Linked DNA regions of Mus musculus: region 2 is linked to region 1. Evidence: chromatin loops called from intact Hi-C (ENCODE). Cell type or tissue: heart. All regions are shown on one strand. Each heading gives the region's core, and the rest is flanking DNA. Links, peaks and the distances in the headings are about the cores only. Region 1 overlaps Gm5441 (predicted gene 5441). Region 2 overlaps Ptprn2 (protein tyrosine phosphatase, receptor type, N polypeptide 2).

The links. A loop is a pair of places that touch in the nucleus more often than their neighbours do. Peaks named below come from ENCODE experiments on the same cell type or tissue, not always from the same donor. Only the 100,000 strongest peaks of a DNase experiment are listed, where the experiment ranks them.
Region 2: it touches region 1 in a loop (10-fold over the local background); 11 of 42 quality-filtered maps call a loop at or near these places.

What each region holds. Positions count from the first base shown.
Region 1 is chr12:117,322,012-117,334,399 of GRCm38, forward strand. The region is part of intron 1 of Gm5441 (predicted gene 5441); the gene reads right to left. Among named protein-coding and RNA genes, the nearest start is that of Gm5441, 8.8 kb to the right of the region's middle. In heart, for the core only: a CTCF peak has its summit at 5,352; no DNase peak of the experiment used is centred there.
Region 2 is chr12:116,618,506-116,630,893 of GRCm38, forward strand. All of the region lies in intron 2 of Ptprn2 (protein tyrosine phosphatase, receptor type, N polypeptide 2), which reads left to right. Among named protein-coding and RNA genes, the nearest start is that of Gm31336, 130 kb to the right of the region's middle. In heart, for the core only: a CTCF peak has its summit at 7,363 (motif pointing right); no DNase peak of the experiment used is centred there.

The DNA of each region.
Region 1 (12,388 bases), core at 3,853-6,352:
AAGTGTATTATTATTCAGGACCAGAGAGGGCCTATTTTCTACTCCCCTTTGAGTCGCCCTGCTGGTGGTACAGGAGAGCTGGCCCTCCCCTCATTCTAGTGATGGTAGGAATGGGGGTGTCAGGGACAGCTGCCTTGAGTACTATGGTTTCCAGTCAGAAGAGAAATGGGCCTACAACAGATAAGTCATCAGCTAGATACAGACATTAGACACCTTCAATTCTCCCTCAGGATGCACAAGCCGAGGTAGAATCTCTAACAAAAGAAGCTCTCTGCAACTTTGCTTCATGTCCCAGGAAAGACTTTGTATTAACACTGGGAGAAACCTATCACTTCTTTAATAACAAGTCAGAAGTTATAAAAAAAACTTTACAAAAAGTTTAAAATAATATAAATTAAGAAGTGCAAAATAACAAACAAACAATAAACCGGGAGGAGTCTGGCTGGAACAATGGCTTAGTGATTAAGAGTGCCTGCTACTCTTTCAGAGGACCAACATTCAATTCCCAGCACCTACCTGGCAGCTCACAATTGTCTAACTCCTGTTCCAAGGTATCTGGCACCCTCACACAGACATACAAAGGCAAAACACTAATGCACATAAAATATAAAAATCATTAAAAATAAAACAAGAGCAGGAATCAAATAATTTCTGGTACCATGAAATATTTGATTAAAATCCAAGGCTCACAACCCTCCCCACTGGGCTGGCTGACCCCTGACTCCTCCTTCTTATAGGACTTGCTGTGGAGAGTTGTATAATAAATTCCCTCTTGAGTTCTTCAAACAAAGAACTGCCTTCATTAAGCTAAAGATCCCCAAGACTCAGTATTTATCCTTTAGCCAAAATCAAAGATTTGAAAGTAACTAAAGAACTGGAGAAATGCCTAGAGTAACATCATCCTGATGGTGTTTTGCTGGGGCAAGCACGGGAGGGAACATTTCATTAAAGTGGACACAGGTGTGAAAGGTTAAGGTTGCCTCATAAAGGAATGATTCGCTGAAGCAGACACAGGAGAGAGGATGTTTTACTAAAGCAAGCATGTGAAAGGACACATGATGAAAGATTCTTTGATAATGACACACATTCATTGGTCTATCTTACATTGCATAGCTGAACTACATGTGTCAGAGAGAAATGCACCAAAAAACCTCTAGTGGTGTACTACAGTTTCTTACCACTTCCTCAGACTCAGGCTGATTGGATGCACATGCTGAGGTAAGACATGTGCTGAGAGGCAAGGCACATAAAGGACACATGATGTTTGGAGAGTATAAATAGGATGAGAGAGGGGGGAGAGGGAGAGGGAGAGGGAGAAGACGGGATGCTAGGCTTGCTGATAGAGCTAGCTGTGCAATGCTTCTGGGTCTCAAGTCCTCGCTGATCTTTGCTTTGCGGAGAGAGGCACAACTGAGAACTTCTCCTGGTGTTCCTTCTGGTCCCTCCTGCTGACTCGTGCCATGGCTAAGGACTGGCTGTCTCTACCAGGTCGTGCCATCACTGCTGATTCCTGTTGGTTATCCCAACTTTGCCGACCTGGATTACTGGAGTATCCATAAAGTGTTTGAGAGTTTATCAAGCTGCCACTGCCTGCTACCCTGTGAACTGAACTGCTGATTTCCAAAGAACCTTTCTAAACATATCCACTTCCCCCATATCCTTTCTTCCTCACTACCTCTGGTAGGTGGTGGGCTACAAGAAAGGTTAAAGCATTTAAAAACCATCATTAAAAATAATATTTTTAAAAAATTAAAGTTACACAATCCCTTCTCAGTCTTCCACCACCAACAATCACATTCACCTTGACGACACTCTGGGACAGTCTGTGACCTTGACCATGGTGGTCCAAACGTGTTACGTTTTATCTGGAACATACCACTGAGCCTTTTAAAGAAAGCAGATGTTCTTAGGCAACTCTAAATTCCTTGCTAATATAACACACACATCCCATTACTGAGGTGCTTAAGGTTTAGTCTTATAACAGGGTATACATCAGAGCTTGGTTATAAAGATGTTTTCCAGAGGTGTGAGACTGCTCCTGGTCTGGCCATTAATAAAGGACTCAAAACTTTCAATTGGCTTAATCAGTGTGATTATCAGGAGCTATCTCCTCTGGGTCACTTCATAAGAACAAATGACACTAATAAATAGTTAACCCAATCAACAATAGACATTAAAAACCTTCCAACCCAGTTGCTTTGCTCTGAGGACACAAGGACGGCTGAACATCCACATTCAGTAAAAGTGACCAAGCATGTAAATAGCATCAATGATAAATACCACAATTATCTCAGTAGATACAGAAAAGGCCTCTGACAAAATCCAGCACTATTTCATGATGAAGAACCCCGAAAGGACTTAAGACTGGAAGGATCATACCTCAGTGTAACAGGCTGCGTATAAGAAACCCAAAGCAAACATGATCTCCACTGGAGAAAACCTGAAAAGATTTCTTTTAAGGTGAGACATGAGGCAAGGATGCCAGCTCTCTTCACTCTTACTTAAGACACTACTTGGATTCTGTATTGGAGCAGGAAGATGTAAGTAATAGAACAGACACAAATAGAGGGGCTGGGGAGATGGCTCAGTAGTTAAGGGCATGGGCTACTTCAGAGGACCCAGTCCATATTCCCAGCACCAACATGGTGGCTCACAACTGTCTGTAACTCCAGTTCCAGGGGATGAAACATCTGGCCTCCACAGGCTCCAGGCATACACATGGTATACACAAATACTCATACCACAAACATAAATTTTTTTAAAAAAGAACTCTTTTAAGGAGACACAAAAATAGGAAAGAAAGTCAGCTACCTTCACCACCACACTACTAACACAGGTCACAAAGAGAAAAGGAGATGTCAAGTAGGCCCTGCTTGTAGAAGTGATCCTGTACTTAAAATGCCCGGAAGACTCCATTAAAAACTTGTAGATCTAAGAAACACTCAGCAAAGAAGCAGGACACATTTTTTTTTTAAGTAGCTTTTCTGTGGAACCATGAAAGGCAGCCTGTTTTCTGGTTGAGCTGGGTTCAAATCTAGCAGACCCAACAGATTAATCTGCAAGGAACAGAAGGCCTGTTTGCCATGCTCCCAGACATAGGCTCCTGACACAAGGACCCAGCTCCATAATTCTGTGGCCATCAGTCAAGTAGGCTGTCTGGACTCCACTTCCACAGTTACCTGGCAATAGCCAGGCATGCTCCTCCCCACAGTTACCTGGCAACAACAAGGTAGCCCAGCCCACTATAAAAGGGGCTGCTTGGCCCCTCCTCTCTCGCTTGTCTCTTCTCTCTCTCTCTCTCTCTCTCTCTTTCTCTTACTCTCACCTTTCACCCTCCTTCTCTCCCCCCAACCTCCACCTCTCTCCACATGGCCATGTCCGGCTTCTACTTCTCTACTCTTCTCCCTCTCTCTGCCTTTCTACAATAAACACCTTGAAACCATGGACCGTCTCTTCTCATCAGGATCCACCAGGCTGGAGCAATGGAGCAGGTTTCCCTCTAATGAGCCACGTGTCTAACCTCAGCCAACCCAAGTCACCCGCCAAGCTAGCAGCCTGAGCTAGCCAGACTCTTGCCTGCCCAGAAACCACCCAATGCCTTCCCCCCTGACCCTTCTCACTTAGGCCCCAGGGATGATCAAGCTGCCCCCAGGGCGCCCACTTTGTTCTCAGCTCTTCCTGGACATCTAGTGGTGCCTGAGATGTCCAAGACTGAGAACCTGTTATCTCTAGCCTCTGTGAGACCCAGAAACCCTGAAGCCAGCTCTTCCACGGGTACCCAGTGGTCTGTGGTGCATGGGAGTCTGGGTTGAGACTGTGCCTTCCCCATCCCCTGGAGCAGGGTCTGGCAGCAGTACTGCTGGGCCCCGTGGCTGTCTCCCATGTCTGCCCATCCAGTCTCCCCAGCTCTGGTGGGATGTAGGTCCCCCCAACCTTATTTCCTCATGCCCAGCACCCAACACTTTTCTATTCATCAGTGACAAACTCACTGAAAAAGGAACACATTAAGTCCACAAAACCCCCAAAACTACTAAATAAAATACCTAGGAATAAACCTAACAATAGAGATGTTACACAGTCATTTCCTGTTAATTAGAACATTCCATACAGGAGGGAAAAGCTCCTTAAGGCTCAGCAAGTAAACAAAACTGGCAAAACTCAGAATTGACAGCTCACAAATCTCAGGAAGGTCATGAAATGTATGAGTCACGAACCTCTCTCAACTCATATAAGCTGTGATAGCTACTGAGAAGAAGAGGCTCTTCTGCTGTCCTGCTGCCTGCAAATCGTTCGTGGGAGTCCAGTTATGGAGCTCTCCTGAGTTGTTATCAGTGCCTTTCCTTGGTACAACTGCCTTTGAGTCCTTTGGTGGGCTCTTGTAAGTGAAACAATTCCATGAGACTAACAGTTCTCCTGTCTCCCACCATTCTTCTAGAATGAAATTGGGTAGATAGTAATGAATGTTCAACACAGGAGAAATTTATAATTCATGATTAACAACTTTAGAAAGGAAAAATAGCTCATGATAGGAAAGTGGCAGTTTATGAAACAGAACATTTTTGAACACTGCTAGTAAGTAAGAGGATGCTATCCAAGGGATGTTAGAAGTGTTACTGGCCCAAGAAGCTTTGCATCTCTGAAGGGCTTGGCTCCTATTCAACAAATCAGAAAGGAAAGATAAAACAAACAAACAAACAACAACAAAATGGGAATCAAATGTGCAGGTGAGCAAAACACAAATCACTGTTTGTTATGAGTGTGGGAAAGGAGATGACCCGTCATTCACCACTGTCTTTGGCATTCTCTGATGTGCCACTTGTAGGGTCATGATACTGAGTAGTGACTGCTGGATGCAAAGCTCCCACTCCTCACTAAAATTACCAAGGGGACAGGATAAGGGCTGTCATCCTCTCAACCTGCAACTCCATGTTAACTCAATTCATTTGAGCATAAAGGAAGACTCACCAATTTACTTCTGTATGAATATGTGCAAATTTTCATGTGGGTGCACACAAATATTCAAATGGGTATGTGCTTTGGTGTGAGCATACATGTGAGTGCATATGAATACACATGCATTGTGCACATGTATGTGTGTGTGTGCAAGTACCTGTATGTGAGCATGCATGATTGTGTGAGCATGTATGTGAACTGTTTGTGCATACGTATGTTTCTATATGTGAGCGCGGGTACTAGTGTGTGCAGACACACACATGTGAGCATGCTTGTGTGAGTGAATCTTCAGAAGCATGCAGTGATCTGTGCAGTTGTTTTCTTTTGTGGAGGCTCCCTCTTGTGACCACTGAAAAGGTTGCGGCATGAAACTGCTCTGGGAAGAGATTTTGTTTTTCTTTGTGAAGCACTTAGATTCTCGGTGTAGAATAAAAATTGTCACTAAGCTACATAGACAAATGAGGGATTTCTCCTGAAATGTTTTATCTGTGTCTGGATAGCTGGTTTGGAGGTTAGGGGCACTTACTGTTCATTCTACCAGAGAAACAGATCCAGATACCAGCACCCATGTTAGTCGCCACACATTTTAAAAAATAATAAAGCAAATTTGAGGCCAGTCCAGGCAACACAAAACCTCACTTCAAAAAGTAAAGTATTCATTCAGGACTGGGCTGGTGAGATGTCTCAGCCAGTGAAGAGCCTTCCCTGCCACACAAACCTGCCAACATGGATTCGATCCCCAGAACTCACACGAGTGTAGACAGCAGCTCAGGCTGGTCTCAAAATCACCATCCTCCAGCTCAGCATCCCAGGCACATCTATGCCTGGCTCCTCATATTAGAGTTTAGAAAGCACATTAAAATGTTCAGCTTCTCTAACCTGATTTCATGGTGCATGTCTTTATCCCAGTACTCAGAAAGTAGAGGCAGGCTTATCTTTCCCACCTATGTATACTACATATGGAAATTCAGGCCAGAAAGAGATACACAGTGAGACCTTGTCTCAGAAAAAAGAATTAACAGGAGTAGGAGAAAGAGGAGAGAAGGAGGAGGAGGAAGAGGAGAGAGGAGGAGGAGAAAGAGAAGGAGGAGGAAAAGAAAGACTCTTTGCTCTTCACACATCAGTTACCCACAGTAACACATCTCATAATGTGTTTGTAAGCTGTAATTTCATGTTTAAATGTAGATGAGGTAGTTTATCTTTAAAATGTCCAATTATAGATGCCACTGAGAAAACTGGGATGGCTGTGATGTTCTTACAGTATTCTAAGTCTTTGAATAATGAAAGCACTGCATCTAATGTAGAGCACTTGGTTTTGAAATTGTTCTTGGGATCTGGCTAGAGCTGGTCATGGGCTTTCATCTGGACACACTCTTCCCCTCATCTAACTCTTCTTTAGTGGTGGGGAGTTGCTATAAGAGAGATCAGATTTGGGGTTTGTTCAGCATTGGTAGCAGATGTTCATGGGTCACCACTGGATTTCCTCAGAGAATTTCTTAACTCTTCATTCCTTAGGAGCATTGGCAAGCTGGAAGGATGGCTCAGTGGATAAAGTGCCTACTGTGCAAGTATAAGGACCTGAGTCTGCATCCCTGAAAACTGAGTAAAAGGAAAAGCACAGGCATGGTACCAGGTGCCTGTAACCCTAGCACTGGGGGACAGAGAAGGGCAGATCCAGGGACCTTACTGGTTAGCCAGTTTCTCCAAAGTTTTACCCAAAGTTTAGTGAGAGACTGTCTCAAAAAGTGAGGTGGATATGGGCAAGAGAAGGGAGATACCCAATGTCAACCTCTGCCTCTGCTGAGGCAAGCACAGGTGCACACATATGCACACTCGGGCTTACACACAGGTGCACACACAGGTGTCTATACAGGTGTACACACACAGTTGTATACACAACTTCACACAGGTGTATACACAGGTGCACACAGAGGTGCACACACATGTAGGAATGCACACACACAGAGCATACCTATTGGATTTGTTGCTGTAGCATTTATCTTATAGTGTTCATTTTATTTACTGTGTCACCTAAATTGTTACAGAATAAAAATCAAGTTTTCTCAGAAGGCTTACTCCTAAAGCCTACATTCATATTATCAAGTTTTCAATGCATATTCCATGTTGCTTCTCTAACTCAATCTTGCTCTTGAATAACTAGTTTTGTGGTGTGCTTCTGTAACTGTAGAGGGCAGTCATTTAAATGTCTTTGTCAGGAGGATTTTGCTAATTCTCATATAAAGACACAGAATGTTTTAGAAGACTTCCCCTTGTAACTTCCTGGTTTCTGTATGTATGTACAGGTATATATTACCAACTGGGAGTTTTTTCCTGTTCTGTGCTGAGGTGGCCTTCCTGGGAGTTCATAGCAAAAGTTGGGGGCTGAGGAGGAAGAGATTTAGGAGAAAGGAAAAGAAAAAAAAAACCTTAAGTCCTACAAAGGAAGGGAAATCCATGGCTCAGCTGCAGATGAGGCCCTAACAATGGCTGGGTATGAAAATTTACCATAATCAGGGAATGTTCAGCACCAGAGCTGCTGGCATCGGGAAAAACTTTTAAAACAAACACTGGACAAGTCTGTCTTATTCTGGCTCCTGGGTCGACTCAGAACATGTGGATGGATAGGATCCGTCTGAGCGCTGTGGGAACAGAGAAGTTGAGCAATTTCCCAACCCTCCTGGAGAGAAAGGCTGTTTAACCTAAGAGAATGAGTGGAAGAATCAGTTCCTGTCAGCACAGCTCCTGAGCCATTAGGGACTTTTGTCTACAACCAGCTGAGCTCTCCGTAAGCATCAAGGATGGCAAACAATACGTGAGGAAAGGAGTTGCTGGCGGAAGCAGGTGTAGGAGAGGCCATGTTTGATGCTCTGTTCACGGGGCCCAGTAAGGATGTGTTTGCAGGAGGGTTAAGGAAAGAAAAGACTTATGGCTGGAGGGATGATTCAGAAAGCAAAAGCACTTGCTACTTTCACAGAGGGCACAAGTTTTTCCAGCACCCATTTGGTAGCTCATGACTACCCGTAACTCCAATTTCAGGGGATCTGACACCCTTTGCCCATTGTCTCAGTAGATCACCCCATGCTATGAGAAGGGATAAAGCATGAAGTTGGAAAGATGGCAGAGAGAGTTGAAGGGAGAGACTAGGAGGTAGGTAAGATGAGATACATTGTGTATGTGGGTAGAATTTCCAGATAATAATTGAAAATTAAATACCAAGAACCAAGCCAACCAATAAATAAATTGAACAAACGAACTGACTGCAATTCTCAATGTATGAAGCAAAAATGGACGATGAATAGTTGTAAATGTGTTTGGCAGCCTTAGCAGCAGGGAGCTGCTTTGGGAGTCTGCCTCACTACAGTCAGAATGCCTCTCATCAAGGAAACAAAAGACATCAGATGCTGGAGAGGATGTGAGCAGAGAAGAGATCTGATATGCAGTTAGTAGGAGAAGGTACTGGTGCAGCCACTGCAGAAGGTAGTGTGATTTCTCAAACACACACACACACACACACACACACACACACACACACACACACACCTAAAATTGGAGTTAGAGAGCAGAGGACCCAAGTTCAATTCTCAGCACCCACACAGTATCTGAAACATCTGTAACTCCAGTCTCAGAGGATCTACTGCCCTCTGTTGGCCACAGCAGGAACTGCTTGCATGTGTTACTTGGACAGACATGCAGACAGAAGACCTATATATGTAAAATAAAAATTTGAAAAGATTAAAAAATTTTAAACTCAAACTAGAATGATTTACCCAAAGAACTCTAAGCCTGCTTACCACAAGAGACACCTGCACATCTGTGTGTATTGCTGTACATTTCCTAAGAGCCAGGAAGTCTAACCAGCCTAGAAGCCCATCAGCACACAAATGGATAAAGAAAATGTGACAATAGATGTATAAGGATTGTACCCAGCTGTAAAGAAAGTTAAATCATGACATTTGCAAGAATACAGATGGGATTTAGATCATTGTGTGAAGAGAAGTAAGCCAGACTCAAGCAAATACCATGTTTTCTTTCAAGTAGACTCTAGACTAAAATGGGGTAGGGGATGCCTGTCATAAAACCAGAAAGGGGATCTGGTGGATGGGATGGAGGAGAGGGGAGGGTGATGAAGTGGGTGTCGTGAAGGCAGATGGGAGGAAGAGGATCAGGAAGATAGGTGGAGGGATGAGGGAGGACAGCGGGGGCAGGGAGCACATCAAGGCATGAGGGAGGACAGCGGTGGTGGGGAGCACATCAAGGTCTAAGCATGATGACTTATATATCAAGTCACAAAACGTATCCCTTTGTATGATGGCTTAAAAAAATAATAAAAGGCAACTGCAGTTCCAAACCCTCATCAACGATCAAGCACCATGCTCTCCCTGCTGATTAGCCAAGGGCTGGGGACTGCCGCCTGAGGTGTGTCTGTTTTATGATGCTGACAGCCCTGCCGGGGGAAGTATGAATTAATAACAATCCAGAAAACAAAATTTTGATATCGAGACTTTAAAATATTCATATCCTTTAAGCCTCTAACTCCGTGTAAAATTAAACACTGGCAACATCCCACATATGTGAAATAAGGAACCAGGTTTTGCAGAGCACTACACGCCTTGTAGCTGATTAGACTCATGCTTATATGACTACCCTAGGGTGTCCTAGTTACAGATACTATCGCTGTGATGAAACTTCATGGTCAAAAGCAAGCCGGGGAGGCAAGGGTTTATTTGGCCTATGCTTCCATATCTATAGCCCGTCACTGAAGGAAGACAGGAATTTAAACTGAGTGGGAACCTGGCATTAGGAACATAACGAGGCCACCTAGGAGTGCTGCTTACTGGCCTATTCATCATGGCTTGCTCAGTCTGCTTTCTTATAGAACCCAGAACTGCCATCCCAGGGAAGGCAGTTGCTGGTGAAGAAAATATCCTACAGCTAGATCTTAAGGAGGCATTCCCTCAATTGGAGCTCTCTCCTTTCAGTTGTCTCCACCTTGTGCCAAATGACATAAAACTATATGACACACAGGGTGATCTGCACATGTAGGGAAGTGGCCTTGGGAGGTGCCATGGGGGTAACTAACTGTTCCCTCTAGCATAAGGTGGAGTTACAGGAGGATGGTTCTCTTTGCAGAGTTTTATAATAAGACTGGGTATTTAATATCCAGAAAGATTAATTTTTACAGCATTCTGAACAGGGAAAGATACATCTGACCCTGTGTCATTTGAATAAAAATGGCCCCATAGGCACATAGAGACTGGCACTACTGGGCATCAAGGCCTTGCTGGAATAGGTGTGGCTTTGTTGGAGGAAGTCTGTTATTGGGGGGGGATGGACTTTGAGGTCTCCGAAGTGTAAGCCAGGCTCATGTGTCTCCATCTCTTCCTGCTGCCTACCAATCCAGATGTAGAACTCTCAGCTCCTCTACAGCACCGTGTCTACCTTCCTGCCACCATGCTACCTGCCATGGTGATAACAAGCTAAACCTCTGAACTGTAAGCTAGCTCTAATTAAATGTCCTTTATACGAGTTGCCTCAGTCATGGTTTCTCTCCACAGCAACAGAAACCCTAATCAATATGGACAGAGAATTCTGCTTGACCTCATTCTCTTGTCCAGCACACCCATTGCCCTGAAAACACCACACACCAACCACCTGACCTAGGGTTTGCAGATCAACCAGGAGAGTGACCACATACCCACACCCAACCTGTGAGAACCAGCTTCCTCAAATGGGAATGGAAAACAAGGGCCACTCTGCCACTGTGCCGCTCTGCTATTTATATGACAGTGCTCCAGGCCCCCTTTACAACAGTCATGCTATTGTCCCTAGGCTTGATCAGACGCTGACCTTACCACCCTAACAAAACACTATGATCTCCATACCTCAAGCTTCACATTATTTTTCTCATTGGTAACAGAAATTATAACTCAGGTTTCCAGTTCACCCAGTTCACATGCTAGATTTATTTATTACCGTATTGTGTAAGTGTTTTGTCTATATGTATCTATGTGCACCACATGTGTGCCAGGTCTCTATGAAGGTCAGATCCCCGGATGTTGCCTGTGCCCTGGACCGCCTTCTGCCCGACTCTACTTGCTCTTGGGGGTTGGAGGTGAGGTGATGCAGAATCAACAGCACAGACTCGGGGAATAGGTGAGAATGTTGCAGCAAGCTCATTAGAATGCTGCTGCAAGCTCCTTTAATACCCTCTACCCACACCTCATTGGTCTCAAGAAAGCATCTCTTTCAAACAGCAGTCAGGCAGTCTTCAATTAGGTCCTCTTGCAGGAGTTGCCTTTGTGGTTGTGCACACGCGCGCGCACACACACACACACACACACACACACACAGGCATTCATGCAGAAGCAGCCACCACCAGTCCTCCTACACCCTAGGACTGTAGTTACAGGAAGTTATGACCTACAATGTGGGCGCTGGGAATTGAACCTGGGTCCTCAGGAACAGCAGCCAATGTTCTTAAGCACTCAGTCCATCTCTCCAGCCCTAGTTCACACTCTAAATGTCTTTGCTAAGCTGGGGAGGATGCTGCCTGGCTGAACCTATACAAAGGGCAGGATATAGAGCCATTCACTCAGAATTCACAGGATGTCTTATTTAAAGTTTCTATTGCTATAAAGAACAAACAAACAAACAAACAAAACAACAAAAGAAGAAACAAACAAAAAAAACACCATAGCCAAAAGCAAAATAGGGGAGGAAAGGATTTATTCTGCTTACACTTCCACATCATAATCCAACATCAAAGGAAAGCAGAGCAGGAGCTCAAGGCAGGAACCTAGGAACAGGAACTGAAGGAGAGGCCATGGAGGAACTTGGCTTGCAAACCATGGCTTACTCAGCCTGCTTTCTTACACCTTCAGGACCACCAGCCGGTGGATGATAGCACCTCCTCCCAGGGCGCTAGGCCCTCCTACATTAAGCTTCAATCATAAATGCCCTCCAAACTTACCCACAGGTCAATCTGGTGAGAGCATTTTCTCCATCAAGGTTCCCTCTTCTCATGACTCTAGCTGGTATTAAGTTCACACACACACACACACACACACAAACCCAACTAGGACACAGGACTGCAGCAGGAGTGATGTCATAGGATTAGCATGGCTTCCCAGTGAGAAGTCACTCCACCATTAATAGTAGCTCAGAGATTAATAATAGCACCAGCCTGGTTCTGGCTATACCGGGAAACCAGCGCCCAATAGAAATCCCCACCAGCACAAATAGTTTCACAGCCCCAGGTACAGTTTGAGCCATTAAACATGTTTCACAGAGGCAGAAGTGCCAAGGACTGGTTGGACAGATAAAGATTTACAATGTAAAACTACTCTCATAATTGTCAGGAAACAGTCCAGGTGTTTTTACCAGGCAGCTGTTAACCAAAGTCGTCCTTTCTGCCTGGCAGAAACACTCTTACTGA
Region 2 (12,388 bases), core at 6,055-8,554, 700 kb before region 1:
CCACTATATGAGTGGACCTAGGCTTGCCTGTTCCAGCTGCTTCTGGGGACATGGAATCAAGAACGACACACTCGTGGAGGACACATGGTATCCAAGAACGACAGAAGCCAAGAGTTGGGAGGAGGTCTGGGTGTGAGTGATCCTGAGCCTAAATATGATCCAGTGTCCCTAGGTGATGTGTGTGCTGCAGGAACGTCTGACATGTTCTGCATGACTCGCGGTCTTATATGCATGGCCCAGAGACAACCAAAGTTTGTATAAAGCGATTCTAACAGTTAGTTAATCCTCACCACTTACTCCCACTCAGAGTGTGGGACTTTCGAGTTGTTCCAACAGGGCATATTTGAGACCCAGGAACTGTTGTCAAAGAGGTTTTTGGAGCCTGAGCCACTGCTGGACATGTTGTAAGCTCCTTTGGAAGTTTTCTGTTTCAGGACCACATTTTTCGAGCTCAAGAGAGGTTGTATAACTTCCATTCAATTTGATAAAATCAAATTTGTTCCTTCAGTTTAGGGTGAGAGGGGAGATGAGGTAGATGAGACGACTGTCACCATCTTCAGCAGGTCTGACAACGCAATCCATTCTTCTTGTTTGGGGGTTTGGACAGGTTCTTTTGGACAACAAGCAGCTGAGCCTAGCTCTGTGCATCTCCTCTGCTGTGAAAGATTGTGAGCCCACCCTATAGCTCTGGAGTGGAGATGAATCCTAGGGGTGAACCACTGTCCCTTCATATCCCAGAGCCGAATGTCCTCACTATGGAGTTATGGACAGGTGTTTCTATCCCAGTGCTGTGGTAGAAGGAGCGATTCCAGTGTCCCCTCCTCTTCTCTCTCTCTACTCCCACCATCTCCTAAAAATAAATCCTTTTAAAATGACTTTGTCACTGTGCAAATGACAGGTAGAACACTGCATGTTTTACTGGCTGGAACCAGCTCCAGGTGAGTCTGCTTAGCTAAACCGAGGCTGGATTGTTTCTAGAGAGGCCCCGGGGACATTTTCTTTTCTGACTCTGCAGTCCAGGAAACACTGCTGTCCATCCAGGCTAGCTCAATTAGAAAGCTTCCAGCTAGAGCAGGAAATGCTGGAATTTCTTGGAAGACAGAAGGGCATTGCTCCTTGTCTTGGGGAGGCCCAGGCCTAGGGCTGGGTACTTTTTGTATGTAGGACACTTGTGTCATGCAAACAGTTGTAGCTGCAGATACTCAAGGATTTCTTGGCTTTGGGCAGGGAGCAGTGGTTGGTATGGAGTCTGAGAAAGGAAGGGGCTATGGCTGGATAAAGCCCTCCCCAGCCATCTTATGGTTGTCTGAATTGTATTTGGTGAGTTTCTTCCCCTTTGCTCATTCCCAAGCCTTGGCCTTTCTAGCCATCATGGCTCTCATCGCTGTAGCATACGCAGTACCAGAGAGGCACCCACCTGACTCTGGACTTCTTTGCAGTTTGCTAGCTTCTGAGAGGTTGGGTGTCACGTTGCAGAAGACCATTGCAAGTGGATTGTCTTAGTCTCAGAAAGTACTGGACTCTTGCTTCCTTATCAGGTAGATTCTCCCTTGTGGCTAGAGAAGGTTGGTGCTGCTGCAGCACATGGAGACCGAAAACAACTTTCTCTTTGGAATCAGCCAGAGCTGGGTCTTAGGCGCCCTCTGCAGGACAGTTTTGGGGAAACAGGATGAGAAATAACTTCCCTCTTTCTGGTGATGGAAGGGTCCACACTAAATTGTATTTTCTAATTAAAAAGTATCTCATGGTCATTGTAACATTCTATAAAATATATGTATTCCGGATATGGCACACACACTCTCTCTTTCTTCTCCTATTGGAGAAACAATTTTCAAATTACTCCCTAGAGACTGGTACCTAGGCCCTGGGTACCGTGACATCTGTATTTGACTCTGCCCATGTGATGCATCCACAGAGAGTGGCTCTGGAGAAAATGGCCTTGGCCAGGCCACAAGCTATCTGTGCTTGACTTCTTGCTCAGAGGGAAGTAGCCATTCTGACGGGGCCATGTGAGGTCCTTCTGTGATCCCTCTAGAGTTGGTGTATAGCTCGGTGGGGTGCTTCAGGGTAGGTAAGAACTACCTCCCCATTCACCCCCTGCTTTGTGGAAGCCTCCTTCTCTCTAGAAGTGACCCATGGTTGCTGGTCCTGTGGAGATGTCCCTCAGCAGTGGCTGGAGTCTGGGATCTGGGCTTTAGCTTGCCTTTCTGTGAAGTTCTGTGCTATCTGTGAGTGGGAAGGTTAGAGGCATGAAGCTGGGCAGATCTGGGTTTAGGCTTTTCTCAAGATAGGAGCACCTGATAATTCTCACCAAACTTGAGAGAAATGAAACCTAATAAGAAAATGAATACTTTTCTTGACCTATTAAACCAATTTGGTGGCAGTTGGAACTAAGGGTACCTTAGACATGTTGTCTATTGCTGTTACAAACACCATGACCATAGCAACTTGGGAAGGACAATGTTTATTTGGCTTCCATATCACAGTCTATCATCAAGTAAATCAGGGCAGCAAGTCACAGAAGGAACCCAGAGGTAGGAACCGAAGCAGAAGCCATGGACACATAGGCTTGTTCCTAGTGGCTTGTTTAGACAGCTTTCTTACACTGTCCAGGACATCTGCCCATAGGTGACACCACCCCACCCACGGTGAGCTCACTAGTTGCATTATAAATCCATCAAGGGATTGATGCAAACAGTCAAGTTACACAGGATCTCATCCTCTCAGGGAAGTTCCCACCAATGTCTCCAGAGGTGAGGTCCATAAATCTCACAGGCCCTTCTCAGTCCAGTCAGGCTGATCTCCAAGATTCAACATTGATGTCAACGCTTGTACTTCGGAAGACCTGTTCCATAGCTTTTTTTGAGGTTAAACAAACAAACAAACAAACAAACAAAAAACCACCAAAAGTTGACATTTGTCAGCCTTGTGTGGACTAACCTCAGAGACGCTATAAAATACCCGACCTTTGAACATTACAGTAAAACAAGCAGAAGTCACAGTCACAGAGAAAATTGTCAGTGTTTGCACAGGAGGGTGCATTATGCTCAGGTAAGGCTGCCAGCGTGGAAACTGTGGAGATCAGAGACCAGAGGTGGCTCTCCCTCCCGATGTGGTGTAAGGGAATACGTGACAAGCACAGAGAAGAAGTACAGGTATATCCAGGCAAGTAGACCCCAGGTCCTCGGGAGATGTCATCAGCAGATACCTTTTTCTGAGATTACCAGAATCATCCTGGCAGGAAAAATCCCCCCACCCCCAGCCCCCAGAGATGCAGGAAGACCAGCCTGCCTGGCACACAGTGAGGATGGAGGGTGTGGTGCAGGTGAGTCAGCGTGCCACACACTTTGGCTTGTTTGAGATGTTTGGGGCATTACTGCAATAAACCCAAGGCTGTTCTTTATGATGCTAAGAATCCTTGACTTAAAATCTAACCTTCCAACGCAGTCTTAAGTGCCCAATAGATACAGGTAAAGTGTTGTACAGCAAATTTTTAAAACTCCCTATCTACTGATGAATAATTCCCCTCCCTCCCTCAGCCACTGACAGTCACTGTTCTTTTTGCTTCTCTGATTCTCATGGCCTTTGCTAGTCCCTTTAAGTGAGACCTGTGGTTGGCTTATCTCTGGTAGCATGGTGCCTTCCAGGCTCATCCATACAGTCACTTGTAAGAGTTTCATCTTTTAGCCAGGCGTGGTGGCGCATGCCTTTAATCCCAGCACTCGGGAGGCAGAGGCAGGCGGATTTCTGAGTTCGAGGCCAGCCTGGTCTATAAAGTGAGTTCCAGGACAGCCAGGGCTACACAGAGAAACCCCCGACTTGAGGGAAAAAAAAAAGAGTTTCATCTTCTTTAAAGATTCAGTCATATTCTAGTCTGTGGATGTGCCAGCATTAAAGGGCAAATCAGAGAGAGACAAAACAGACCGCCCTGCCAGGTGTGGCAGGAGAGTGGTGATATGGACAGACATCAGGCTAACATGAAAGAAGCTGTTTGACAAGACTGGAAACCCTTCTCCATGTGGGCTATGTGTAACAGAGAGCTCATGTACTATATAAATGACAGCTAAAGACCATTGACCCTTTGGGCAGCATTTTTTATTTTTGAGGGTACACCTTTCTTCCAATTTGCTAGCTTTCGCTCATTCTTGAAGCACCCTTTTCCTTGTTAATAAACTATATTTTATCTTACCACATGACTCAGGTAAAATGTTTTGGCTTGAACCACAAGAGTCAAGAAATCTTAGTGGATCCCGCCCACCTCAACTCTATCAGTACGTAACACCTGTATTCAGACCTTTGGAATGAGCCCCTTGAGCCTGGGCTCGGGTTCCTGGAACTGTTATGTTCATTCCACCCCCTACATCCCCACTGAAGCCAGTGTGACTCATATTTTCTCTGAGTGGTGGCTAAAAACATCCTGATAGGAACAGTGGAAAATCTGATTGGATTTGCTGTGTTCAGAATCACACAGTTAAATATCAGAGCCATGAGCTCCCTCTGATTTCTGTATCTGGCCTGCTTCTACTCCTTGCTTGGAGGTCTTGGGTGACTTGTTGACCAGTTCTGCTGGGACAGCTTCTATCCCCTTCAGTTCAGTTTGCACCAAAGAGGAGTTTCTGCAGAGGTTCGAGTACTTTATTCTGTCGTTCTACAGCTCAGAGTGGGAGCAGCTGGCACCATGGGCCAGGCACCATCAAGACAGATGGCTGCCCGGCTGGAGACTCTCCATCTAGAGACAGTCCTGTTTAAGGAGTTTCCCCTCCTCCCTCCTCCCTCCTCCCTCCTCCCTTCTCCCTCCTCCCTCCTCCCTCCTCCCTCCTCCCTCCTGCTGTGCTCCCTTTGGTTTGGTCTCCTGGTGTTTCTTTCATGAAGGCTGTTCAAGTTTTTTTGGGAGGTTTAGTGAAGCTGTAAGGCTGTGTGAGATGATATATTTGAGGCAGCTTTGTTTATGGGAATTCTCTGGCCAGGTTGGAAGTCTATGGGTCGGTCTGTATCGTATGGCTAAGTGAGTCACAGTGATGGTCTGCATGATGCTTGTGGGGTCTGTGGCAGTCAATTGTTAAAGTAAATCACTAACCCCAATAAGGTTATGTATGCAAAAACCATACAATTCAGTTACAATATTTATAAGCCGCACACCTAGATTGGGCAAATATACCACTACACTACTCTATTCCCCAGCTATGAGATCCCTTGCTACTGTGGCTTCTCCAGGCCATGTGGTTCTGCTCCATCTTCCTTCCACCCCCTCTTTCTCTGTCATCCTCGTCCCTACTCTTTTCCCACTCCCTAAAACCTCCAGCCCCACCTTTCCCTTCCACTGCCGAATAACAGGCTCTAGCCTTTATTTGACCAGTTAAAATGGGGAGAAGGTTCGAGAAATCACCTGAGTACATGGTCCATGCCTCATCGGGGGCGGCCCCTCTTGAGGAAGCAGAATTAACATCAAAATACAAACAGCGCCAGTGCAATCCACAACATTCAGTGGCCCCAACAATGCCATACAAATCAGTGTGCAGTATTAAGCCATTTTCTGCCGCTTGCTCACAGATGCTACACGTTTTGTTGATGACTTTAGTCCTCAGTGTGACTCCATCCTACCTTCATCTCCAGCCTCTGCAGAGCTCACCAATTTCTACTGCCACCAAGGCCCTTGTGTGCAGTGCAGGCTGCTCTGGTCTTAACCAGGTCCAGGTGCAGCAAAAGCCGCACCTCTGCCAGCCTTTCCCAGTGCTGTCAGCACAGGACAGGCGACAGCTCACCCAGCTCCTGGGTTTGCTGCTATACAGGTAGACTGGGGTTTTGTACCTGCTGGATTCATCCGACATAGAGAAGTCCACCTCGTATTTGTAAGCCTGCCTTGTACTGTCTCAGTATGCAGGTTGTTAAGTTTGGGAATATATCCCTGGCCTTTGGGTCTATGCCTCATCCATCTTTCACTGGGGAGACAGTTGACCCTGGCTTTTCAAATTCTATTAGCTCATAATCTATGGCTTATCGTGGAAACCGATTCCTACAGCATTTAAGTTTAAGTTTTATATAATTGAAGGACGATGTGAACTTAATGAGAAGTCAGATTCTGGACTTGCTTCGTGCTTGATTTTGATGTGGTGCACTGGCAGTTCAGACTGGAGGTTTTTATTTATTGATTGATTTATTTTTTTGGACAGGCATCAGTTGATTGTGAAGTACCTCCTGAAGGAAAACCACGAGAACAGGGTGGTGTAGGCAAGTGCCCCTCCTGAGCCTCTTTAAGGAGGTGCAGCCACAGCTGCCTGGTTTTCCCCAGGGTACACTCTGTATCATGGGCTTGCCAGAATAGGGTTTGTTCTGGTTGTATTAGAGTTATGAGAAAGGACCATCAAGGAAAAGGCCTAACTTTTTTTTTTTCCAGTTAGGTCTTTCAATATCTGGCTAAGGGGCCACCCATCAAGAAGGCAGGACCACTCCGAGGAAAGTGAGCTCACTATAAGCCGTGCCAAAAAGACAGGTGGAATAACTATCTCTATATCAAGATACTTTTCCTTCCCAGAGTTCTTGTGGGTCTTCCCCAGGACAGGCTTACAGTCCTGCCACTTACTGCTTGCTGCTGCGTCTCCCCCTTCCCCTCTCCCTTCCCCTCCCCCCTCCTCCTCCCCTCTTCCTCTTCCTCCTCCTCCTCCTCTTCCTTCTTCTTCTTCCTCTTCTTCTGATAAGCTCTCACTGCGTAGCCCTAGCTGACCTGAAACTCACTATGTAGACCAGGCTGCCCTCAAACTCACAGCCATCAGCCTTCCTCTGCTTCTTGAGTGCTGGGATCAAAGACATGAGAGCCACATCAGCCAGGGCTTTTCTTTTAAGCTAATGAAATTTTCCTTGCGTTTCTCTGTGAGGCTGTCCTTTTATTAGTAAGAATGTGAACCCCAGGAAAAGGCCCTGTGTTTCCTTGTATCGGCTGAAACATCTTCTTTCCTGAGAGAGTGAGAGGTGCATGCTGTTGAGAAGTTTCTCGTGTAGAACTGCAATGTTCTTAGAGTCCACGAAGTCCCTTAGCTAGGCAGCTCCTGACTCCTGTACCCTTGTGTGGTGTAGGCTATACATCCAGAACAAGCACTACAGGAATGTGATGATTCAGCAATCAAAATAAAGCGAAAGTTGACTTTGTTGCTAGCTAGCCCAGCTCCCACAGGACACCTACACTTATTAGCAGTGGGTAAACTAGCCCAGTGATGACTTGGTGACCTACCCGGATGATCATGAGGTAAAGTAGCCTAGTGACCATGATATACCCTAGCCTGGTGACTGATCTACTCTCCTTGAGGTGAACTTTCATCTCATCCATTGAAATTTGTGAAAATGCCCCCCCACCCTGCAGTAACTCTATCCTGGCACCAGGTGGTGCTATATGCAGTCAGGAGTGATGTACATAAAGGACACTTTGCATTCCTCAGTTTCTTTTTGTAATTTTCATTGCTGTATTAGAAAAGACTCCGAAAGAATGACTAAATAATTATACTGGACGCGGACTGAGCTTTCTCTGTGAATGCCCCCCTTGACTTTGTTCCTCTCATCAGTACCCATTCCCCCACCCTCACCCCCTTCCCAGCAGATGACTCTGTGATGGGGACTGTGCAGTCATGAAAATGACAAATGTAATGAGTTTTCCGAAGATTCCAGAGAATTCTAGTGGAGTGCTAAATGTAAAAGTGAGCCAGGCTACTTGTCCCTTAGGTTGGTGGATGGGGCTGCAAATTATTTCTGTCTTTTCCTTTTCAGTTTTCTAGGTGCACAGAAATTCTCTAAAAGGACAATTCAAGTGTCTTTCAGGACCTGTTTCCTGAGAGTCCCAGCTGTACTGTCCTTCTGGCCACCAAGAGCCCTGACTTTCTCTCCTACAATATGAGAGTCACACCTGGCTGTGGTGTGTGTTTGCTATCGCATGTTTCTCTACTTTTAAAATAGTACTTTATTTTAGGTTTTTTTGGGGGGGAGAGGGGAGGGTTTACAGTATGAAAGAGAGCCCCATAGTTCTCTTCTTGTGAGCTCATATTAAAGGCTCACACGTTGGATTGGTGGGTTGTACATCAGTCTGTTTTTAACCCTTGGCACAGAGAAAGGGAACCACCAGGATCGAGCCAGGCAGAGGCTGTGGTCTTGATGGTGCCAGATATTAGCACGTCTAGAATGACAAGACTTGAGTCTCTTCTCCAAAGGCAGGTCAGGGGACTTTACACCTTGCATTATTCTGGGTTCTTGCCTGTGACATTTCAATGTCTGCGTAACCAACTAAGCATGCTCAGAGGGTGCACTTGTGCTTCAAGCCCCCAGTGGAGCTGACCGCTATCATATTAGCTTCTGGACTACAGTGTGATCTACTAACTGTCGGCCAAAGCCTGGCTGGGTTGGTGCAGAAACTTCACCATCATAGCAGCTGGCCAAAGCCTCCACTGCAGGGGTCTTCCTAATGGCGCTCCCACATCTGGCTGCTATGGATGAACTGGCCCATGCGACCATAGCTGCTTTTTTTAATTCCTTGTTTGACCTTCATCCATGGGCATCTTGGGCTCTAGAGCATTCCTCAACAGCTGGCATCAGCTACATTCGTTCTTTATATATGCTATTTGTTTAATGATAGCCAGAGACACAGTAAGAACAGAAGCTCTTCAATTACTCCTTTTTGGCAGTGACAGACATCATCTGTTTCTTGCATGATGCACCATCCACTAGGTGCCCTAGCTGATGTGTTATAATTGCAGCCTTTAAGAGCAAGAAAATATGAGCAGGCGGTTTCTGAGAAAGAGGCCTCACTTATCTCCCTTACCGAATCCCCTTACAACTTAGAGAGGTCAACAAACTTGTTATTGTAGTTATTATACTTCCACGTGGGCAGAAGTTAATAAATCAAGAATGAATGGCACCTGTGTTTGGCCTCTCTGTGTCCATGCTGGGGTATGTTGACTGTCTAGATAGAGCACACCTGGGCCATGTGTTAACAAGTTGTCTGGATTATCAAGTTGGAATCTGTGCATGGGACATGCTGATCTGCATGGTCAAAGATGCCGTGATCTGTTGGCTTCCTTCCCCACTCCAAAACCTAATAGAAAGATTTCTCTTCTTCCTTATCTAAGCTGCTTCTTCCTTATCTATGGAGTGGAACTGTGAGATGCACTTGGGAGGAGACCTGGGAGGGGATTTGTGAAAATTAAGCAAAATAATACATGCAAGCCAATAAGCAGAGCAGAATCTGGAGCACACTAGTCAAGATTTTATTCTAGCGTTGGCACAAAGAGTACTATCACCTGTTTGTCTCTTATCCAGAAAGTGCCTGAGAAGGGCAGCTGTTTTCTACATTGAGGAATATCTTGGTTTAATTGAGTTCTCAGTAAGAAATGCCATTCAGTATTCATTTGATGAGTGGTATGACATTCAGGGCTTATCAGAGAGTTCTTAAGAGCAGTGCAATCCTGAGGGTTTCCGTGTTTCAGTCACAGAGTCACACAGGTGCCCAGAGAGGATGGGGCTTGTGTTACCCACCACAGGAAGCAGGTAGAGGACAGAGTGCACAGTTCCTAAGATCCATGTGGCTGCACCAGGCACTGCCCAAACCCCAGCAGTCTCTAGGGAACAGAGCATGTGGATTATGGTTTCTATCTCTCTAATTATACCGGTTTTATTGTTTGTTTTCCAAACGATGTCATGGATACAGTTTATTCTTGACTCAAGCCTATTTCTTTTGTTACTGTAAAAAGTGACAATGTTGGAGGGTTTTGCATTTAGAAGGCCACTGACCACATGCTTCCTGTTCCTTGACATTCTGGGCTGGCCGTTGTCCTAAATGTGAGGAAGTGGCTCATGTCCAGGAGACCGGTTTGTTCCCAGAAGGAACCCAACATGCCTCCTTGGTTGCTTTGTATTGGAGCATGGCTTTGGACCTTTGGGGATTCTTCATCTCTGCTCAAAGATGGGTCAAATATTAGCAGGTGCACGCAGTGCCTGGGTTGTCTGTCTGGGTTGGCTCACCCCAGGAACATCACTGTGACCAAGGCTCAGGGAGCACCTTCTAGCAGCCATCTCTAACATCACTGTGGCTGTGTTCCATCATGCCAGGTGTGTATTTCACAAGGAGAAGAGAGTTTTCATCCTCCCTCCTCATTTCTGTCTTCTTTTGATTTTACTTTAAGACTGGCAAGACGTTGTGTGTGTATCTGACATGGGTTCCTGGAAGCATTTGGACACTTCCTTCTCACTCCCATGTTCAGATTTATAATTCAGATACTCAGATGGCACTTGGAAGCCACTGCTGGTAGATTGTGTCTGTACTTCTCAGCGTGCTTATTCCAGTTCTATTCAATCTGTGCTGACCAGAGAGCCCAGGGCCCCACATTTCCTTTTCAAAGACGGAGGAGATCTTTGTAGCTTGTATGCCTCTTGTTTGCCTATCTTTGTGCTTGATCTGTGCTGCTGTGTAGTTCAGCTCTGCCGTTGTGTTTGGTTCTCAGAGATGAGCCTTTAAACCTATAACATTAATAAACTCCAACAAAATTGCCTTTTATTGATGTATTTCAGCAGATAGTCGTTAGAGAGTGGAATTTAGTAAAGAAATCCTTGGAGGAAGTCCCCATTACCCTTGTGGGACACTGACCATCAACAAACCCACAAACCCACATCCTCAGCTTTGGCTTCAGCCTCCACAAGTCACATATCTACAACAGAGGGAGCTTCCGGGAACTGAGGACCAAGATATGCTTCACTTAGTTTGTGAACATGTGTTTGGAGGCCACAAATGTGGCCCATATGTGTGGAGGTCATAATACAACTTGTGGGGGTTGGTTCTTCTCCTCCATGTGGGTCCTGGGCTCTGAACTCAAGAACTCAGGTTTAGCGGAAAAGCATTTGCCCACTGGCCATTCATTTAGATTTTTTTCTTTTTAATCCATACCTCAGGCTAATAAGATCATTTATCATCTCAAAGGTATTGGTGAACATGTGCATCGTATAAGTGTTTCTTCACTGCTTTCTAATATTTTTATGTGCATGCATATGCTTATGTAAGTACCCGTGGAGGTCAGAGGTCAACCTTGGGTGTCTTGTTTACTTCTCCCCACCTGATTTGTTTGGGATAGAGTCTCTCGATGAACCTAAAAAAATTCACCAGTTGGCCCAATGAGCTGGCCAGCAAGCCACTGGGATGCTCTTGTCTGCCTCCCAGTGCTGGGACCGTGCGTGTGTGTGTGTGTGTGTGTGTGTGTGTGTGTGTGTGTGTGTGAGGCTGGCAGCTGTGGCTCTGATCTCAGGTCCTTCTGCTTGTGCAGCAAGCATGTTACCATTGACCATCTCCCTGGCCTCCATCTCTGCTTTTAAATACAAACAATTTAAACCCCTGTATAGTGCCTTTGAGTCAAGCAAATGCCCCACCCACTCACCCACCAAGCCTCCAAGTAGTGCCTAACTCAGGAGGTGACACATCTGTGGTTCCCTTTATCCAACTTCATTTCACTTCTATTTTCATGGAAACCACGATGTTGTTTTCATGTTTCAGATCAAACATGTTTTTGAGCAGAGAGTACATTAGCCAGCTGCCTTGAGAGCCATTACTAATCACTGTTAAAATTTCATTCAAGGCTTCTGTTACTTTCCTTCCTTTCCATCTATTTTTGAAGCATATCACAAGAAAGCCACTTTTTGACTTATCTCTCTCAGAGACACTACAAAAGGAAAACAACAGCAGCAGCAACAACAGCAGCAACGACACACAGAAAACAGAGCTTTAGATGTTGCTCTGCCAATGCATTTTGCATAAATAATCCAATGTTGCACATCACTTTCTGTTTGAAAATCTAGTGTGTATTAGTCCAATTTAAGAATAAATTTGAAAACTCCAAGAAACAGCACACATCTTATATTTCTTAATAGCGTGGGCCTCAACCCAACAGGTTCTATTCTTTGAGGCCTGAGAACAGGCAGTAGTTAAAGGTACACATGATATGCATGGCTTACCAATAACCTACATGGTTGATGACTGTGTTGCCAGCTTTGCCACTAGAACAAACACTGAGGCACTTGACCTATAAGAAGAGGGATTCTGTCTCCCAGTTTTGGATGTTCAGCCACGATCCACTCACTTGCCACATTGTTTTGGCCCTGTGGCAATCCATCCTGGTGCAAACATGCGGATATGGTTTGTATATGTTTGGCCTAGGGCATGGCACTATTAGAAGGTGTGGCCCTGTTGGAGTAGATGTGGCCTTGTTGCAGTAGGTGTGTCATTGTGGGTGTGGGCTTTAAGATTCTCATGCTAGCTGCCTGGAAGTCATTATTCTGCTAGCAGCTTTCAGATAAAGATATAGAACTCTCAGCTCCTTCTACACAATGCCTGCCTGGATGCTGCTACGTTCCCTGCCTTGATGAT